2 separate regions of the Homo sapiens genome follow, and region 1 is linked to region 2. A link is a loop called in an ENCODE intact Hi-C map of the cell type or tissue named here. Cell type or tissue: CD14-positive monocyte. All regions are shown on one strand. Links, peaks and the distances in the headings refer to the core of each region. The heading gives the core; the rest is flanking DNA. Region 1 overlaps LOC105378150 (a long non-coding RNA gene). Region 2 has its middle 190 kb from the start of LINC01624.

Region 1 (9,026 bases), core at 523-8,522, 51 kb before region 2:
GCACGGAAAGGCCCCTGGACCTCAGCCTGTCCCCACTGCATGGCAGGCAAGAAGCAGCAGCCCAGAGGTGGCCCCACGTTAGGGCCAGAGTCCCAGTGTGGCTCCCATCTCCTGGGGCAGCTCATGGCACTAGCCAGAAAAGCCCAGTCGGGGGATCCAGGGGCTCATGAGACATGAGACATTTGCTTCTTCCCTTGGACACTCCCTTCTAGGAACAGGGTGAGCTGGAGAGAGGCAACAGAGCAGGAGCAGGGAGCACTGAGGGTGGCTCCGCCTGAGGGTACAGCACACGTCCAGGGCTGTCTGCACACTATTTCTCCCTCTCTTCTCACTCCCAATTTAGAACAAGTGCCCAGGGGAAGAAAGAAGAAAAGAGATGCTGCTCCTGCTGCCTGTGCCTCCTCCTTCCAGAGTGCTCTGCAGGGCAGGCTGCAGGCAGGGCCTTGTCACCCTGGCACCCTCCAGTTCTCCATCTCTACCACTCCATCTGGACCCGTGCGCCAGCTGGTATCCAGGACCCCAACCTTTCCCTCTCCGTAAACGGGTCCGTGCAAATTCATGGCCCCAGCCCATAAAGAACAGGGTGTTTCCGTCTCTTAGGCCTCAAATGTTTTAAATGCACAGAAAGAGATAGTGAGTGTTCAGGGTGTCTCTGCTGCATGCATTCAGCAGGAGCTACCATGGCCGACCTGGGCACCACACTTCAGATATGTGGCTCTGCACAGTACAAGAGATTGGGCCAGTCATCATGTCCTACAAACACACAGCACGGAGGCATTACCTACACCACAAACCCACAGGTGCTCAGGGACAAATGTTTAAGCTACTGAGGCTGCACCAAGCTCAAACACAGATGGCATCTTTCAGATCACCAGAGGCAGTGTCCACCAGACATGCAATTCCTCTGCAGGAGTCAGACCCCAGGTCACCCAGCTTGCTGGGAGGGTTCCTCCGGGGCAGAGGGAGACATGCCCAAGTCAGACTGGGGAACACCAGCAGTTGACTTCCGTAGCGTTTGCCACCAGTACCATCTTCCTCTGTAACTGTATCTTCCCAACTTCTTGTGAATATCTCCACCAGATGTTCCATCAGCACTTAAAACTCACATTTCAACACTTGATCTGAATTCCTCCAAATCCCACTTCTTCCCCTGGGCACCTTGATTCGGTGCTGGCACCACCATCCACCAGGCAGCCAGAACCAAACTTTGGGCTTCTTCTCACTCTCATGCTCCCATGCAAACCACTGTGAAGTCAGGTCATTGCTCTCTCTGAACTGTCTCCTAAAATCACCCCTTTTCCCAATTTCTACCCCTAACTCTCAAGGGAACCCCTCATCCCCATCCATTTTGGCCAGTCTGCCTGGCACACCCTCACCCACGATCCTTCCTGCAGCACAGAGCTTTCATACCCTACTCAAGTATCCAGCACAGGGAAGTTCTTTCCTCCTGGGTGTGGAGCCCATCAGCACCCGGGTGAGTGTCGAGCCCACCTCCATGGCACCCTTCTCTCTTGAGTCCCAGACAAACCAAGTGCTCCCAGCTGCCACCTGGCCCTGCTTTTCTGCCCTGCCCTTTGCTCAAGCCATTTGCACTCAAAGTGACCTGTCCTTCAGGCCCAGCCTGCATCAGACACACTCTTTCCCAGACCCAGCCCGCAACAGACACACTCTTTCCAAATCTACAGCAGAGGAGGCCTGGAAGTTGGGTCTGGCTGCTCCATCCAGGGGTCTTTGCCAAGCAGATGCTTGACCCTCCTGGGGGGCCCCACTGGCCCCTCCTCCTCTAGTCTACCTAGTGCACCTGTGGTCTCAGAGTCCTCCACACCCAAATCACCTCCAAGAATCAAAACTGAAATTGGGGAAGAAACAGTTCGCATGCTTCTGAGGGAAAGAACCTATCCCTCTAGTTCCCAAATGTGTAGTCAACCCTGCCCGAGGGCTCCTGGAGAGAAGGGGAGGGAAGGGACGTCTGGACACAGGTCTCTTGTTGCACCCGAAGGCCCTGAGTCCAAATACAGTCTCACTGGGAGCTGGGACTTCAGCGCAGGACTGGGGGGCGCCATTCAGTCCACGAGATCTGCAGCATGTAGGGAGGGTGAGGTCGGGGAGCAGGCAGAGGCTTGTGCCCAGGCTGCAAAGTTTCTCAGCCTGTTGGGCAGGGATACAGCTTTAAACAAAGAAGTCCAGTCAAGAGCCCTGGCTGCTGGCACAGATCACCACACTGGAGATGTGACACGCCACCTCGCCATGGCGTCTGCCACTGAGAACGTCCCAAGCCAGGCCCTAACCCGCCTGCCTGGGTTTTTCACCCCGGGCTCTCTTCAGGGCCATAACCTCTTGGGATGGATAATGAATGTTCATTGATTTTTATTAGTATGTGAAAACAAACACATCTTAAGTAATAAATAATGTATTTAAAGTTATCTATGGTTGAAGTATGTATTACAAGGTCCATTTACATATGATCTTTAAAAATATTCCTATAATTTCCTCATTTGGCAAGTGTTATATGCACTTTACTCCACTTTCAAAGTAAATGTAAGAAAAACCCATGGCTCATCAATACTTTTGAAGCAAACGACTATTTTCTATTTTATTTAAGGACTGAGTGTATGTTAGAAAATCAAATTACTTGCATGTACTATGTCTCCAAATGACTTTTATGATCCAAAGTTTAGAATATTTTTATTCAGATGTTTAAATATCTGCTTCTCTAGAGATCATATTTTGTTCCCAAACGGTGCAAGGGACTTTGAGACATGTCTGAAACTCTTTCCAAACAGCACATTGATGGTGTGACAGCTCATATTCACAGTCAGCAAAAAGCAAAATGGCTATGACTACCATTCTATTTCCCCTTTTGTCCATTGGATGTGAGGGACATCTTGACATGTTATGGAGGCATCTTGCTAAATGACTGACGTGTTATGTAGGCATCTTATTAAATGATTGACATGTTGTGCAGGCATCTTGCTAAGTGATTGACATGTTATGTAGGCATCTTGTTAAATGGATGCAACTTAGAGACATCCTGAGATTTATTTGCAGAACTGCTGCAATTCTTTTTAGTACTTGCCGGCTTTCCTTAGCTTCCTCATAGCCACTGTCAATTTACATGGAATAATATATGACTATGAGGAATAAAAATACAATTCTAAGGCCCGCAACCAACTGAAATGACCTCCCCTTGGCCAAAGGGACCTCTGAGAAACCTTGAAAACTGAGTTCCCAGCCATGACAGAGGGGAGGTCAGACTTGCTTCGTGATCCCCCTCCCTCACTAAGCACCATTAGGCTTTCTTCCCTGAGGGCTACACAGTATACAGCCCCTTCAAACGAGACCATGCTGATTTCCACCAACTTGATGTCACCCCTCTCTTTTATGGTTTGGGCACAAACACTGACCAGCACTCCTTCCTGATGGGAGAGCACTGACTTCAGACTGTAGCTCTGCCAGGCCCTCACAGGAAGCACAGTGAGGGTTTTTGCATCCCCTGCTTCACATTTCCCCTCCACGCTGCCCTAGGAGAGGTTCTCCACGAGGGCTCTGCCCCTACAGCAGGCTGCTGCCTGGACATCCAGGAGCTTCCATACATCCTCTGAAATCTAGGCAGGAGCTCCCAAGCCTCAACTCTTGCCCTCTGCACACCCACAGGCTTAACACCACGTGGAAGCTGCCAAGGCTTACAGCTTGCGCCTTCTGGAGCAGCTGCCTGAGATGTATCTGGGGCCTTTTTAGCCATGGCTGGAGCTGGAGCAGCTGGGACACAAGGAGCAGTGTCCCAAGTCTGCGCAGGGTGGTGGGGTCCTGGGCCTGGCCCGCAAAATCATTCTTCCCTCCTAGGCCTCTGAGTCTGTGATGAGAGGAGCTGCACTGAAGTTCTCTGAAATGCCTTTGAGGCATATTCTCCATTGTCTTGGCTATCAACATTTGGCTCTTGTTTACTTATGCAAATTTCTGCAAGCCAGCTTGAATTCCTTCCCAGAAAATGGGTTTTTCTTTTCTACCACATGGCAGGGCTGCAAATTTTCCAAAATTTTATGCTTTGCTTTCCCTTTAAATTTAAGTTCCAATTTCAGATCGTTTCTTTGTTTATGCAAATGAGCATAGGCTTTTAGAAGCAGCCAGGCCAAATCTTGAACACTTTGCTGTTTAGAAATTTCATCTGCCAGACACCCTAAATCATCTCTCTCAAGTTTAAAGTTCCACAGATCCCTAGAGCAGGCACACAATGCCTCCAGCCTCTTTGCTAAAGCATAGCAAGAGTGACCTTTACTCCAGTTCCCAACAAGTTCCTCATCTCCATCTGAGATCTCCTCAGCCTGGACTTCATTTTCCATATGACTATCAGCATTCTGATCACAATAATTTAACATGTCTCTAGGAAGTTCCAAACTTTCCCTCATCTTCCTGTCTTCTTCTGAGCCCTCCACACTCTTCCAACCTCGGCCCTTTACCCAGCTCCAAAGCAGCTTCCACATTCCAGGGATCTTTATAGCAATGCCCCGCTCCTGGTACCAATTTTCTGTATCATTGCATTCTCCCATTGTTATAAAGAACTGCCTTATAAGGGTGACTTATAAGGAAAATAAGGAAAAGAGGTTTAATTGTCTCATAGTTTCACAGGCTGTACAGGCTTCTGCTTCCGAGGAGGCCTCAGGAAACTCACGATTGGGCAGAAGGCAAAGGGGAAGGTGTCATGACTCCTGTGGCCAGAGCGGGACACAAGAGGCAGCAAAGGGTGAGGTGCCACACCCCTTTAAATAACCAGCGAGAACTCACTATCATGAGAACAGCAAGGGGGAAATCTGCCCCCGTGATCCAGTCCCCTCCCGCCAGGCCCTCCTCCCACACTGGGGATGACAATTCAACACGAGATTTGGGCAGGACACAAATCCAGACCATATCACACACCTTGCTCCTCTAACACACAGGCAAAAACATCAGTCCCTTCCAGAACTTCTGAAGGTTCACAAAACACCCTGGGGAAACGTGTGCCTGTTTAATTTTTGTTAGAGTTTAACTCTGATGTTGAAATGCAAGCATTTTGAGTGTGAGGTGAGGGAACACTTGGAAATTTTCTCAGTCGGCCCCATGTGCTCTGGGACACTCAAAATCTCCCAGGCATCTCCACCAAGAGACCCAGCCCCACAGGATCCTCTGCTAAGAGTAGAGGATTATCCCTCCCCTCTGCCAGAGCAGCAGTGAATCACCTTTCAGGTGTTCGGGGTCAAGCCATTTTCACCATGACTACCTGCCAGAGCCTGAGGGTCCCAGCAGGACATCCCAGCTCCTGACCTGGCCCAGGACCTGCAGCCTCTGCCCAGACACACCTCCCAGGGCCCAGAACCAGCAGCCCCAACCTGGACCTGCTTCCCAGGGCCCAGGACCAGCAGCCCCCACCCAGACACGCTCTCAGAGGCCGCTCCAATCACACCCACGTCTCAGCTCTTACTAAGGCTCAGTTTCAGTTTTGCAATGCTTCTCATGTGCCTATCCCCCAAGCCTTTTCAATCTGCTAATTTTCCAGCAAATGAGACATGACAAAAAGTCTTGTTTATCTTAGCTAAATATCTCAATTAAAACACTCCATTCTGAAAGCATGACGTGGCATTTGGCACCTTCGTGGTAGCACAAAACAGCTGGCGAGATGCTCTGTGCTCCGAATGTCCACCAAGAGTCAGCTTCCGGACACTTCTGGACCCTCCCACACTGTCACAGGGGAGGGTGTGGGGGTATGGGTGCTCGAGTTATCCTCGTGTGAACCAGACGCCAGTGAGGGATGGGGACAACCACGGTGCCCTCAGCGCTGGCCATGGGTGCTTCCCACCGAGGGCCCTGAGGACAACATGGACATTCTGCTGTCCTGGGCACCTGGCACACCTGCATGTCCTTCTAGAGACCAGGGGTTTGGCTCCACCCCACTAGTTCAAATGTGAAAGCAGAAAGCTCTGCATGTCTCTGCTTAGAAACTTGCTGAAAGATAAAGGTCAGTGTTAAGCACCTTCTCTGTGTGAGACAGAAACAAGGAGGATCCCTGCCCTCAGGGCTGCTGGGGGGAGGTCCTGTTAGGAGGATGAGTGCTACAGTAACTGCTGTGTTCCCTGGGATGACGGCTGCAGTGGGGGCGAAGGTCAGATTCATGATGAGCACTTGGGTCCTGCTTCCCAGCTGTGCTGGGGGATGTGCACGGACACCACCCTGATGACCAGGAAAGCCCGGCCCAAGCTCACCTCTGACTGTGGACAGTGCGAGCTCTCAGATCTGTGCGTGGCAGAGGGCTGGTCCTCGTGGCCTCCAACCTGGGAAAATTTTACATAGACGTTACACTCCTGAAAATAAGTTGGCAAGTTATCCTGTAGCAAATGTTCTGAAAGAGTGAAGAAGTCTTTTATAAAACATGATACCACAAGCCAATGTTCTTTTTCACAAAAACCCAAATGCTTTCTTCCCATCCCAGAGGATCTGGATGGACTCAGCGGGTCTGAGGGGGGCTCAGTTCACTGGACGTCTACAAACCCCTGGGGGTTATTCCCACGTGCACACCAAGTGGAACCAGGAAGTAAACACTCTGGCTCACGGCCTGTGCATCTGGTGTGCATGAATCAGGAGGCCGACCCTCGGAAAGGTATGAGGGAGCCCACCTCCAGTCACCACCCCAGCCAGGCTCTGGGAAGAAGTCATTCCGTTTCTAGCTGACGTGCAAACTCTTCTGAACGATGTCAGACACATTCTTTATTTTCTGTTTACCTTTGTACTTTTAACTAATTTTAGTCTTACAGTAGAGTCACAAAAATAACAGCTCTTCCTGACACACCATATCCAACTTCCCTGAGTTAGCCCCTTAGCCCCAGCACGACTGCCAGAACCAGGACACTCACACAGTGCTATTCATGAAACGCAGACTTCAGATAAACCTCATGGTGTTTCCACATGGGCCCGGCTTCTGCTCCAGGGTCCATCAGGGTGGTCCCCTGCGTCCAGTTGCCTGTGGCCGTGGCTGCTCCCTTGTCTTTCGAACCTTGACACGTTGGAAGACTTGATCAGTTATTTTGCCAACTATCTGGTCTGTCCAATTGGACTGAAGTGAGGCACTATCGGCAAGAATGCCACAGAGGTGATGCCGAGTCCCTGCTGGGCGCGATGTCCCTGCTGTCCCTCCATGTCCCTGCTGTCCCACCATGTCCCTGCTGGCCCACCGTGTCCCTGCTGTCCCTCCATGTCCCTGCTGTCCCACTGTGTCCCCGCTGTCCCTCCGTGTCCCCGCTGGCTGTGTCCCCGCTGGCCCACCGTGTCCCTGCTGTCCCACCATGTCCCTGCTGTCCCACTGTGTCCCTGCTGTCCCTCCGTGTCCCTGCTGTCCCACCGTGTCCCTGCTGTCCCACCGTGTCCCTGCTGTCCCACCATGTCCCTGCTGTCCCACTGTGTCCCCGCTGTCCCTCCGTGTCCCTGCTGTCCCACCGTGTCCCTGCTGTCCCACCATGTCCCTGCTGGTGCACCGTGTCCCTGCTGTCCCACCGTGTCCCTGCTGTCCCTCTGTGTCCCTGCTGTCCCTCTGAGTCCGTGCTGGCCCACCGTGTCCTTGCTGTTCCTATGTGTTCTTGCTGGTCCACCATGTCCTTGCTGGGGCACTGTGTCTGGGGCTTACGAAGTACTAGTGGTCACCACTGGCTGTGGGCCTCCATCACTGGGGGAACAATGCTACCACTGCTTGCCCACTGTGAGGTTACAAAGTGATTCTCCTTTTTGAATAATAAATATCTTCTTAGCTAACTGCCTATCACATATGTCCATATTCAAGATTTGAAAAATCAAATTATCATCTCCCCAGGAATCAAAACATCCCCATTCCCTTCCACCCCCTGCAGAAAGACGGTTTCATCGGGAGTCTGTTAGAGCCAGGTGGGGAAGGGTGGCCGCCGGAATGTCCCAAGCCTGGCCTTGAGCTTCGGACCATCTGCCAGGAGTGACTGCCCGGGTGCTCAGGAACACCACTGTGAACTTAGAGGTTGAAGTCCTTGAGAAACCAGGCGTCTATAAATAAATATGTAAGTTAAAATATTGATTAAACTTCCATTTTTATAGAGTACCCAAGCACGCGACAGGAAGGAAAGTTTACTGGGAGGATCAGATCCCTGTTTAAGGGAAGAGGCCGTGGAGTTGTCCTCGATCCCAGGAGAAGACAGTCACACACTGTGCTTCTAAGAAAGAACTGGTCCCACCATAGGCGTGTGGCTGCCACAGATCCACGTCCAAGCAGAAGTCACAGCTGTTCAGAAAAGAAAGGCAAAAGGAAGAAAGACATCTCTGTTTGAAAAGTGTAAACCAAAAACAAAACTCTGAGGCCCTCCAGTCATCTGAATGGACTTCCTCCTCAGCCAGGGCTCTTAAAATGTAACCTGAGAGGTGGGTTCAGGCCATGACGGGAAGCGGGGGTCACACACGTCTCATTGTACCCCTCACTAACAGCAGCACAGACTTTGACAACAACATTTTGCACCCTATTCTGTCTGCAGCCTCCTAGCTAAAGCTTCATCTGCATGACAAAACCTTGCTCTCCACACCGTTATCTTAACCCAGACGTTCCTTTCTGCTGCATCTCAGGTCTTTGGACAAACTCAACCCATTGTCAACCAGAAAACCTTTAAATTTACCTGACACCTGGAAGCCTCCCCTCCCTGCCAGCTTTGCGTTGTCCACCTTTCTGGACCAAGCCACTCACCAATGTACTTCTCAAATGTCTTGGATTGGTGTCTTATGGCTCCCTAAAGTGTATAAATCCAAGCTGTCCCCCGACCACCTTGGCACATGTTCTCAGGACCTCCAGAGGGCTGTGTCACAGGCCATGGTCACTCATATCTGGCTCAGAATAAATCTCTTCAAATATTTTCTAGCGTTTGACTCTTTTTGTGCACAATAGCAAAGGCTACAAGTTTCTTTCTTTGCTCTGATTAATCAGCCCAGAGCCTCCTCTCTTGCCACCAGTGAAATTTAAAATGAACGAAGGTGTTTTACTGATGGGGTCT
Region 2 (9,026 bases), core at 686-8,685:
TTCCTCTGAATGCAAGCAAAACCTAAGCAGGAGAAGACAGTTAACGACTGACAACTGTTACGCTGCTGGCATTGCGATGAACAACTAAGGGAGGAAATGAGCTACCAAGAATTCACCAGGACTGCTCAGGGCCACAGGCTTCCTTGTGCTAGCTTACTTGTGCAGCTAGCTGCAGGTGCTAAGGCCTCTCAGGGCTGTAGGTCAGATGACTCACTGGCTCTTCCTCAAGTCCCTATGAAAGATGCTTTCTCATCTCCCTGGGTTTGCAAGATGAGGTGGCGGAGAGGGGAGAGACTCGGGCCACCAGCCTGGACCCCCCCCACTCCCTCCGCACCACTGCCCAGAGAGATGGTCCCAAACCGTGGCCTCCTCGTCCTGAGAGGCGGGACTCACGTGGTTCACTCCCCCTGGGATCCTCACTGAAACTCTCTCTCCCTCCTTTTTGGTAATTAGACTAGTAGGTCTGTTTGATTTATATTTAAATTCCATCTTTGCTGTCAATTTTTATACGAGTGTTCTCACAAAGTGTGTACATAACCTGTGGAATATTCGAAGCCTTTGGGCCATTTGCAAACAGCACATTAGCCACACCCAGGTGGCGCAGACGCCCGGTGGACACCTACAGACCTGCTTCAAATGCACGGAGCCCCGACGTGAGCAGCTCACCGGGAGACAGTTGGCAATTTAACACTGATACTACGCAACGAGGGCCATGCGTGTTACAGGCATCTGATGGGAACTATTTTGGGTGACACATTTGACTTGGAGCATTTATTTTACAAGTTTCTAATTCTGAGTTTCTGGGAAGTGGCCGTTGTCAGGGACCAACGGCCTCCACAAGGGAGGCTGTCCTGACGCGTCATCCTGCTGTGTGGGTAGCTGGCACCATCTGGCTTCAACGCTGGCTCACAGGAGAGATTTTCCTCTCGGAGAATGAAGTTTAAACAGGATGAGACTCGCATGGCTCGACGGGGGGCAGCAGCATTCTCAGGGTCAGCTCAGGAGTAAAACGTGCAGCCTCACGGGTGGTGCTGAGGCTGTTCCGAGAGGCAAAGAGGAGTTCCGGGATTTGAGGGTTCCAGCAGGAAGGGGCTCTTAAGGCCTATGCATTGAAATAATCAGAGAGGAGTGTCCTCCATCGCAGGCCGACACCCTCAGACCGGCACAGCCCGCCCTCCTCGGACACCAGTGTCCCCTCGCACTAATGACAAGCCGCCCTCGTGACCATGTCACTGGCACCCACAGCTGTGTCTGCACCTAAAAGCAGGGGCCATATTTTTATGCATTAATTAGTGGATTGAAAACACAACTTCAGGTGGAGCTTGGCCTACCCCTGCTCTGGACCGTCAGAGTGTTGAGACCAGCACCAACTGTGGGCTGGAACTGTCTGATGCTTCTGTGTGTTAACTCACTCAGCCCCTCGAAAACCCTATGAGATGGGTCCTAGCATCTCCCCGTTTCACAGATGGGGAGACCAAGGCACACGAAGGCAAAGCAGACCCCTCAGAGGCCTCTGGCTGACGAACGGAAGAGCCGGGACTCAGATCCTGGACGTCTGACTCCGCATATGGGCGCCCCCAGCACCACCAAGCGTGTCTGCCTCTCAACCTGCAAGGGACATCAGTAATTCACGCCATTTTAATACAGGATTGAGTGATCTAACAGAGGTTGGTGGAGAACTGATGTGGGCAACATAGTCCTTGGGAGAATCACTGAAAAAAAGGCTGAATGTGGCCGGGCACGGTGGCTCACGCCTGTGATCCCAGCACTTTGGGAGGCCGGGCGCAGTGGCTCACTCCTCCAATCCCAGCACTTTGGGAGGCCAGGGACGGTGGCTCACGCCTGCAATCCCAGAACTTTGGGAGGCCAGGGACGGTGGCTCACGCCTGCAATCCCAGCACTTTGGGAGGCCAAGGCGAGCGGATCACTTGAGGTCAGGAGTTTGAGACCAGCCTGGCCAACACAGTGAAACCCCATCTCTACTAAAAATAAAAAAATTAGCCGGGCATGGTGGGGTGCCTGTAATCCCAGCTACTCAGGAGGCTGAGGCAGGAGAATTACTTGAACCCAGGAGGCAGAGGCTGCAGTGAGCCAAGATCACGCCACTGCACTCCAGCCTGGGTGACAGAGTGAGACTCCCAGACAACAGGAGAAGCAGCAAATCACACAGGAGCAGGGAGACGGCGGCCTCAGAAGATGCAGCTCACACCGGGGCCTGAGAGAGAGTCTGGGTGAGAAAGAGGACGGGCATCCCATGGCCACCTGGAAGGCAGGAGGGTGAGACCAGGGTCATAAAGGAGAGAGGCCATTCATTTACGACAAAGCCCAGAGAGTTTCCCTGGGTGCGTCTGAAGATGGGAGCAGAAAGTGGAGCCTTAGAAATAAGAATACCTGAGCCCAGAGGGAAGTGCCCCCAAGAACTCATGTCACCCCAGAAGGAAAATAGGGCATTGGTCACCTCTGGGATGGTGCGAGGATATCTGCAGTGAGTAACCAGATATCTTCAGTGTTAAAGGAAAGTCCCCAGATTTAAGCGTCTGTGTGTGTTGTGTATATTCAGTTAATTATACACCTTACGCAATGCTGGGGTGAGAGGCCTGAATTCCAGTATTCCCGGGAGCTCTGGGGAAGTCACCCTTCCAACGATTTCTCCTGCTGTTTGGGACCAGCTCTGCTCATGAAGGTGCCAGCACCATCCGTCCCTGAGTTCATGTCCATGGCTGAGGGTGACTCCAAACACTGCCAGTGGGTTCTTCTTCCCGACTTTGCCGTTTCACTGAGTTAAAGGTCTGGCATTTACCAAAACCATCTGCCGCAACCCAGCCAATCTTCCAGAAGTGTCCTGATCTCTTCCTCTGTTGAGTATTTAAAAGTGAAGCACATTTGTGTGGACTCTCCCCAAGGCGGAGCTGCCCGAGTGCTGGGCTGCCCTGATGAGCTGGTGCTGAGACAGAAGCGGCTTTGCGGACGGCTGCACGGGCTGTGTGTTCTGCTTCCGAACTCTATCAGGTGAGCGTGGAAGACACTTCCATAGACACAGGGAGGTGCTTTACTGCTGAAGGCGACTCCTGCATGCAAACACGGCAGCATTATCTCCACGTAGAGGGAACACAGGACGCTCAGAGGGAAATTCTCGGAAAGTGGGGTGTCTCCAGCTCCTCCTTCCAGGCCTCTTCTCAGCCGTGAGGCTGCGCTCTGGGCCTCAGTCCCACCCACTGCACCGTCCTCCCCACCGCGGCATCCATGCCGGCCCCGCACCTGTCAGGATATGGGGGAGCCCTGGCCCTGAGGGCTTTCTGTGGCTCCCCAGGTCCATGTTTCCATTCTCTTTGCTCCCACCGTTTTTTCTCATGTTCTCCTTTTCACACAATATTTATTGTCTTGTCCCCTCTGTTCTGTCAAGAGCCCAGACTGTGTAACACACATTGCCTGGCCCAGAGCCCATTCGATAAATATGTGTGGAAAAAAAGAACCAAACAAGGACTCAATACCTCTCCTGCCTCTTCCATGAAATCATTGTTTTGATTCGAGAATAAAAGATGTTTGGATTAAAATGTTTCTTGAATTTTTCCATTCCTAGCCTCTTGCAAGATCATTGTGCTAGATTTTGAATGACCTACTTTTCCTTCTCAGGCCCAAGACTTCAAGAGACTATTGTGGTAACGGAGCCACAAATTAATCTTTCCATTTTCTGAAAATAGAATTCTACTTACATAAGTTTAAAAAAAATTGTTGGTGGTTAGAACAATATCATTAATATCATTTTTATTTTTCAATTAAATGATTCCAACTGTCTTCATGATAATTATTTATATTTATAGAACATCTTAAAGGGTACATTTCACACAGAAAAACACCACGTCCAGTCTCTGTCCAGCCCATGGAGGGCGACCAGAGGTGATGGTTGGCGTGGGCAGCAAGAAGCCAGGGAGGACCGAGCGGGGAGCAGGCGGGGAAGGCAGAAGGGGCGGCAGGAGGGATAGGGCAAGCCGTGGGGAGGCAGCCACCCCGTAGCAGGAGAGGCAGGGAACGCCACGTCGCTGGTACAAATGGAACAAACTCCAACGCCCGTCTAGAGTTGAAGCTTCTGGGCAGAAGGGAGCTTTATGATCCACGCCCAACCCATAGGCCCGCTCCCGCCATGCCCCCTCCTCTGGGAAAGCCGCCTGGAGTGTCCACCGCAGAACGAGTGCTGCGCTCAGCAGCACCAGGACCCGCAGGGCCCGCACTCCCCTCCGCACGAAGCTCACTGTCCACGAGGAAAGACGAGGAAATGCGGGGAAAGGAGGGCACGGGACAACACGTCCAACTGTGTAGAGGAAAGGGACCTGCGTGGGAAGGAAGGGGCAGGGGAGGCTTCGAGAAAGAGCCAGGACCGTGTAGTTGGACCCTTGGAGGGAGCTACACGTGGCCAAGGGTGCAGGGCGGCCCCAGGCTGGGGAACAGCACCGGCCAAGCTCGGGGAAGGGCGTGGACAAGGCCGGCCCGTGGAACGGAAGGGAGCATCGCACTGTTAAAAGGTCATGAAACGTCCGGGAGCCTCAGCAGGGGAGGCCGAGTGTGGAGGTTTAGAGGAAAGGAATGAGGCTGAGGCTGCCAAGGAAAAGCATGGTGTGGGGGGACCCGGAGGCCCCGCGGTGGGAGGAGCGTGGTGTGGGGGGGGACCGGGAGGCCGTGGGGTGGGAGGAGCGTGGTGTGGGGGGACCCGGAGGCCGTGGGGTGGGAGGAGCGTGGTGTGGGGGGACCCGGAGGCCGTGGGGTGGGAGGAGCGTGGTGTGGGGGTACCCGGAGGCCGTGGGGTGGGAGGAGCGTGGTGTGGGGGGACCCGGAGACCCTGCGGTGGGAGGAGCGTGGTGTGGGGGGACCCGGAGACCCTGCAGTGGGAGGAGCGTGGTGTGGGGGGGGACCGGGAGGCCGTGGGGTGGGAGGAGCGTGGTGTGGGGGGGACCCGGAGGCCCTGCGGTGGGAGGAGCGTGGTGTGGGGGGGACCCGGAGGCCGTGGGGTGGGAGGAGCGTGGTGTGGGGGGAGGAGCGTGGTGTGGGGGGACCCGGAGGCCCCGCGGTGGGAGGAGCATGGTGTGGGGGGGGACCGGGAGGCCGTGGGGTGGGAGGAGCGTGGTGTGGGGGGGACCCGGAGGCCGTGGGGTGGGAGGAGCGTGGTGTGGGGGGGACCCGGAGGCCGTGGGGTGGGAGGAGCGTGGTGTGGGTGGGGACCGGGAGACCCTGCGGTGGGAGGAGCGTGGTGTGGCGGGAACGGGAGGCCGTGGGGTGGGCGGCAGCACAGGTTGTGGCTGAGCTCGGGGCCGGGGCAGCGGCGCTTGCCCTTGGGAGGGAGAAAACAGGCAAAGGACAGGATGTGGTGAGCGTCGGCCCGCGAAACCCCGCGGCCACAGCCTGAGGAAGTCTGTAGACAACAGGCTCGGCACGAAGGAGAAAGAGCTGACGTGGCTGTGAGGTGCCGCTGGTGGGAGCAGAGCTGGGAAGGGAGCCTGGGTGTGACTGTGGGGCTGGGAGTGAGCGGGGAGAGGGACAGGAGACGGGAAGGGGCTGCTGGAGCGCAGGAGGACGGCCAGAGGTGCGCGGGCCCCCACCGCAGCCCCAGCTCCCAGATGGTGCACGGACCAACCACTCAACAATCAGCCTGTGAGTTTTCGGAAGAACAGAGTCTTGGGCCACGGAGCCAACAGGTTCCTCCTGCAGGTGGCCATTTACGCTACACTCACCCCAAGGCCCCAGCCAGGAGCGTGGCCTCAGTGCAAGAAGCCACGGGGCCTAACACGAGCCACACCGAGAGGTTTCTGGGCCTGCAGGTAACCCTGCTGTACCCCCCTAGCCTCTGGCATAAGTGTTTGTGAGGGGCCTTCGGGGGCTGGTCCCCGTGCAGGCTGACCGCGGTGGAGTTTGCTCAGTGTGTGATGAGGCACATGTGTGTACGTAACTGAGCCCACGTGTGAGGGCGAGGACCATCCGTGCCGGGGCCTCCTGTTGAGCAGCCACGAGACATCACCTCACCCGGCACATGGGCGGCCGCTTCCTCTTGGGCCTGGAATCCTGACAGCCAAGGCTTTGGGGCCGTGCCTCGCCCTCTTTCACAGGCATCTGGCCCTGGACTGTCCCCGCCGGGCGGCAGTGTAGGCTCCCCGGGGAGGGGCAAAGGTCCCACTTGGTGCAGGCAGCTCTGCACGTCTGATGAGACACCAGCTGGGCTGGGTGCGGTGGCTCACGCCTGTAATCCTAGCACTTTGGGAGGCCGAGGCGGGCGGATTGCTTGAGCTCAAAGTTAGAGACCAGCCTGGGCAACATGGTGAAACCCTGTCTCTAAAAAAAGTTAGCCAGGCGTGGTGGTTGGTGCTATAGTCCCAGCTACTCAGGAGGCTGAGGCAGGAGAATTGCTTGAACCTGGGAGTTGGAAGTTGCAATGAGCCGAGATGGAGCCACTGCACTCCAGCCTGGGGGGACAGAGCGAGACTCTATCACCAAAAAAAAAAAAAAAAAAAAAAAAAAAAAAAAAAAAAAACTGCGATCTGAGGCTTCCTCCTGCTGCTGGCTTCCCCTGGGGACTCACTGAGCCAGGGTCTCCATGCATCACGGCATCGGTGGCAAAATCTCACCAGCACTCAGGCAAAGCAAAGCTCACCTCCTCCCTCCTGAGCTGGCTGCACACGCCTCTGCTTCCATTTCCTGTAGGTTTTATTCAGCAGGAGTATTTCTAAACTGCAACATACAAAGTATCTAAAAACAGATTTTTATTCTTCTCCACCTTCTTTTTTTTTTAAACAAAGCTAACTTACATCTTCCCTTAATGATAATTGGTTTGAATGTCATTTTCAGAGAGTGACTTTTAAAAAGTACTTGTCATTTTAAATGAGTCTCTGCATAATTGCACTGGATTCTCTTGAGAACGTGGCTTTGACTCAGCCTTGGTTGCCCACGGCCAGGAGCCCATGGGCCTGGCTCTTTCCGAGACAGAGCTGATTTCCGGAACGCTCTTATCGGCCTTCTGCGGTCTGGGCCTGAGCTTTGTGGTCTGGCGGGGCCTTGGCCAGGCCGTCCCCACTTCCTACCACGCTCCCGCCTTCGCCCCTGGCTCTAGTCTTTCCTTTGACCTAATTTTAATGTCACTGCATGGCCACCTGTGCTCCAGATTCACACACAGCCACTCCCCTGCTTTTTATTCCCTTAGATTTTGCCCGAACCCAATCTTACTGTTAAAACACACATACAGACACACAACAGACAAAAGCTCACATCCCTTGTGACACCACCCAGTGCTCCCCTGACACTGTGACCGGTGCGTTTGTGCCTTCCTGCGTGTGGCCTGCATGTCTTCGTCTGCCATGCCCACGCTGTGATGTGCCCAAGTGCTCCCCACAGCTGCAGCCTTGCTCCCCCACGTCCTGCGGGTGGGCACTCCCTCTGCTCCCAGGGGATCTCTGGCATGACCTCTGTCATGACGTCTGCCATGGTCTCTGACATGGCCTCCACTGTGGTCTCTGACGTGGCCTCTGCCGTGGTCTCTGCCTTGCCAATGTTTCAGCTGCTTCCCTGCTCATCATCCCCTGCTCATCGTCCATTCTTCCCTAGGGTAAATGCTGAGAAAAGAAACTGATGCATCACAGAGTCAGTGCAATTTTAATGTAATCAATTTGATGAATTTATTTTGAGATGACGAATTCTGACTTTTTAAAAAACCATTTATGCACCAATTTCCTCTAATGTTTGACATTAAACGTTTTCATTTCTTCTAATCTAATGGGAAAAAAATCAGACTGTTTTCCATTGCAGTTCCCTGATCTGTTGTGAGATTGTGCAGCTTTTAAATGCTTCTTGGTAATTTGCATTTCTGCTTTTGTAAGTTTTGCTCATATTTCTTTGGCCATTTTCTTCACAGCTGTGTGTTCTCCCCACAGCGGAGGAATTGTCTTCTCGCACCTGTGAAGTGCTATTGGATTCACCCACTGTGCCAGCCCCTTCCTACGAACAGTCGGTCTCACTCTGCTACTCGTGTCTCGAGGCTTCTCTACACGCCCATCATATTGATGCTGTCGTACTCATGGTTCTTTTCTTTTGTGCCAGTTTTTCTGTTATATGCAAGAAGATGCTCTCTGCCCGCAGGACCATACGGACACTCTTCTTTCTCCCGTCACGTTGGAATTCTTGTTTCTCTGCTTAGAGCTTTAACCTCAGTGGGATCCAGTTTTGTGAATGGTGTAAATGAGGGATTTGGCTCATTTACTGGCTGTGAGTCCTGTGCCCAGAGCTACACTTCCCGTGAGCATGTTTGCCACTTAATGCCGGACACCGGCCCTGCTCCCGGCCCTGCTCCCGGCCTTGCCCCCTGGTCTGCCCCCTGCCCTGCTCCCGGCCTTGCTCCCTGCCCCCTGCCCTGCCCCCTGCCCTGCTCCCTGCCCTGCTCCTGGCCTCTGCCACTTTTCACAGTCTTCTGTCCCAGGTCTGCCACTTACCTGCCCAGCAGGGGTGAGATCCCTCAGGGAGTCGGAGATAGAGCCTCTTCCTGTCCTTCCAAGGGGAGCAGTGTATGGAGGCTTTGGAGGATGTTTCTGACAACACTGGGGTGTGCACCGTTCCAGCTCCCAGGTTCCAAGGTGGAAGTCACCAGAAGGAAGAACAGAAGCAAAGACAATGCCAGGCTAAAGCAGGAGCCCACCCTTCCTGTCTGGGGGCCGCACCCGGGGCTGCTGACCTGGTGGCTACTCAGCATGGTGCCTGAGCGTTCACAGACGTTGAGTGACCCTGAGCGTTCACGGGCACTGAGTGACCCCACTGCCCTCTTTGGAAGCGTCCTGGGGGCAGATTTGCCGTGGTCCTTGTGCAGCCGATGTCTGTCCCACCTGGAGCGACTGACCCACCTGTGGTGATGGGGTGGATGGAGACAGGCCCTCTGTTAGAGGCAATCGGAGCAAATTATCAAACTCTAAAGCCAGAGGACCCTTAGGGCTTCACTGAGTGGTGGCAGGAGCCACGTGACACAGCCGGAAACCCCATCCATGCCCTGGGGAGATTTT

What was found. A loop is a pair of places that touch in the nucleus more often than their neighbours do. Peaks named below come from ENCODE experiments on the same cell type or tissue, not always from the same donor. Only the 100,000 strongest peaks of a DNase experiment are listed, where the experiment ranks them.
Region 1: it touches region 2 in a loop (1.8-fold over the local background); 3 of 110 quality-filtered maps call a loop at or near these places.

What each region holds. Positions count from the first base shown.
Region 1 is chr6:170,032,347-170,041,372 of GRCh38, forward strand. LOC105378150 (a long non-coding RNA gene) reads left to right here. Exons shown (of 3, transcript XR_943318.4): 3 at 1-3,050. Among named protein-coding and RNA genes, the nearest start is that of LINC01624, 240 kb to the right of the region's middle. RefSeq lists an enhancer at 4,872-5,605. In CD14-positive monocyte, for the core only: no CTCF peak of the experiment used is centred there; a DNase peak (open chromatin) is centred at 4,705.
Region 2 is chr6:170,082,742-170,091,767 of GRCh38, forward strand. No RefSeq gene overlaps it. Among named protein-coding and RNA genes, the nearest start is that of LINC01624, 190 kb to the right of the region's middle. RefSeq lists enhancers at 5,892-5,991, 8,922-9,026. In CD14-positive monocyte, for the core only: no CTCF peak of the experiment used is centred there; DNase peaks (open chromatin) are centred at 5,400 and 6,980; H3K4me3 peaks cover 1,192 bases; H3K27ac peaks cover 1,091 bases; H3K27me3 peaks cover 2,411 bases.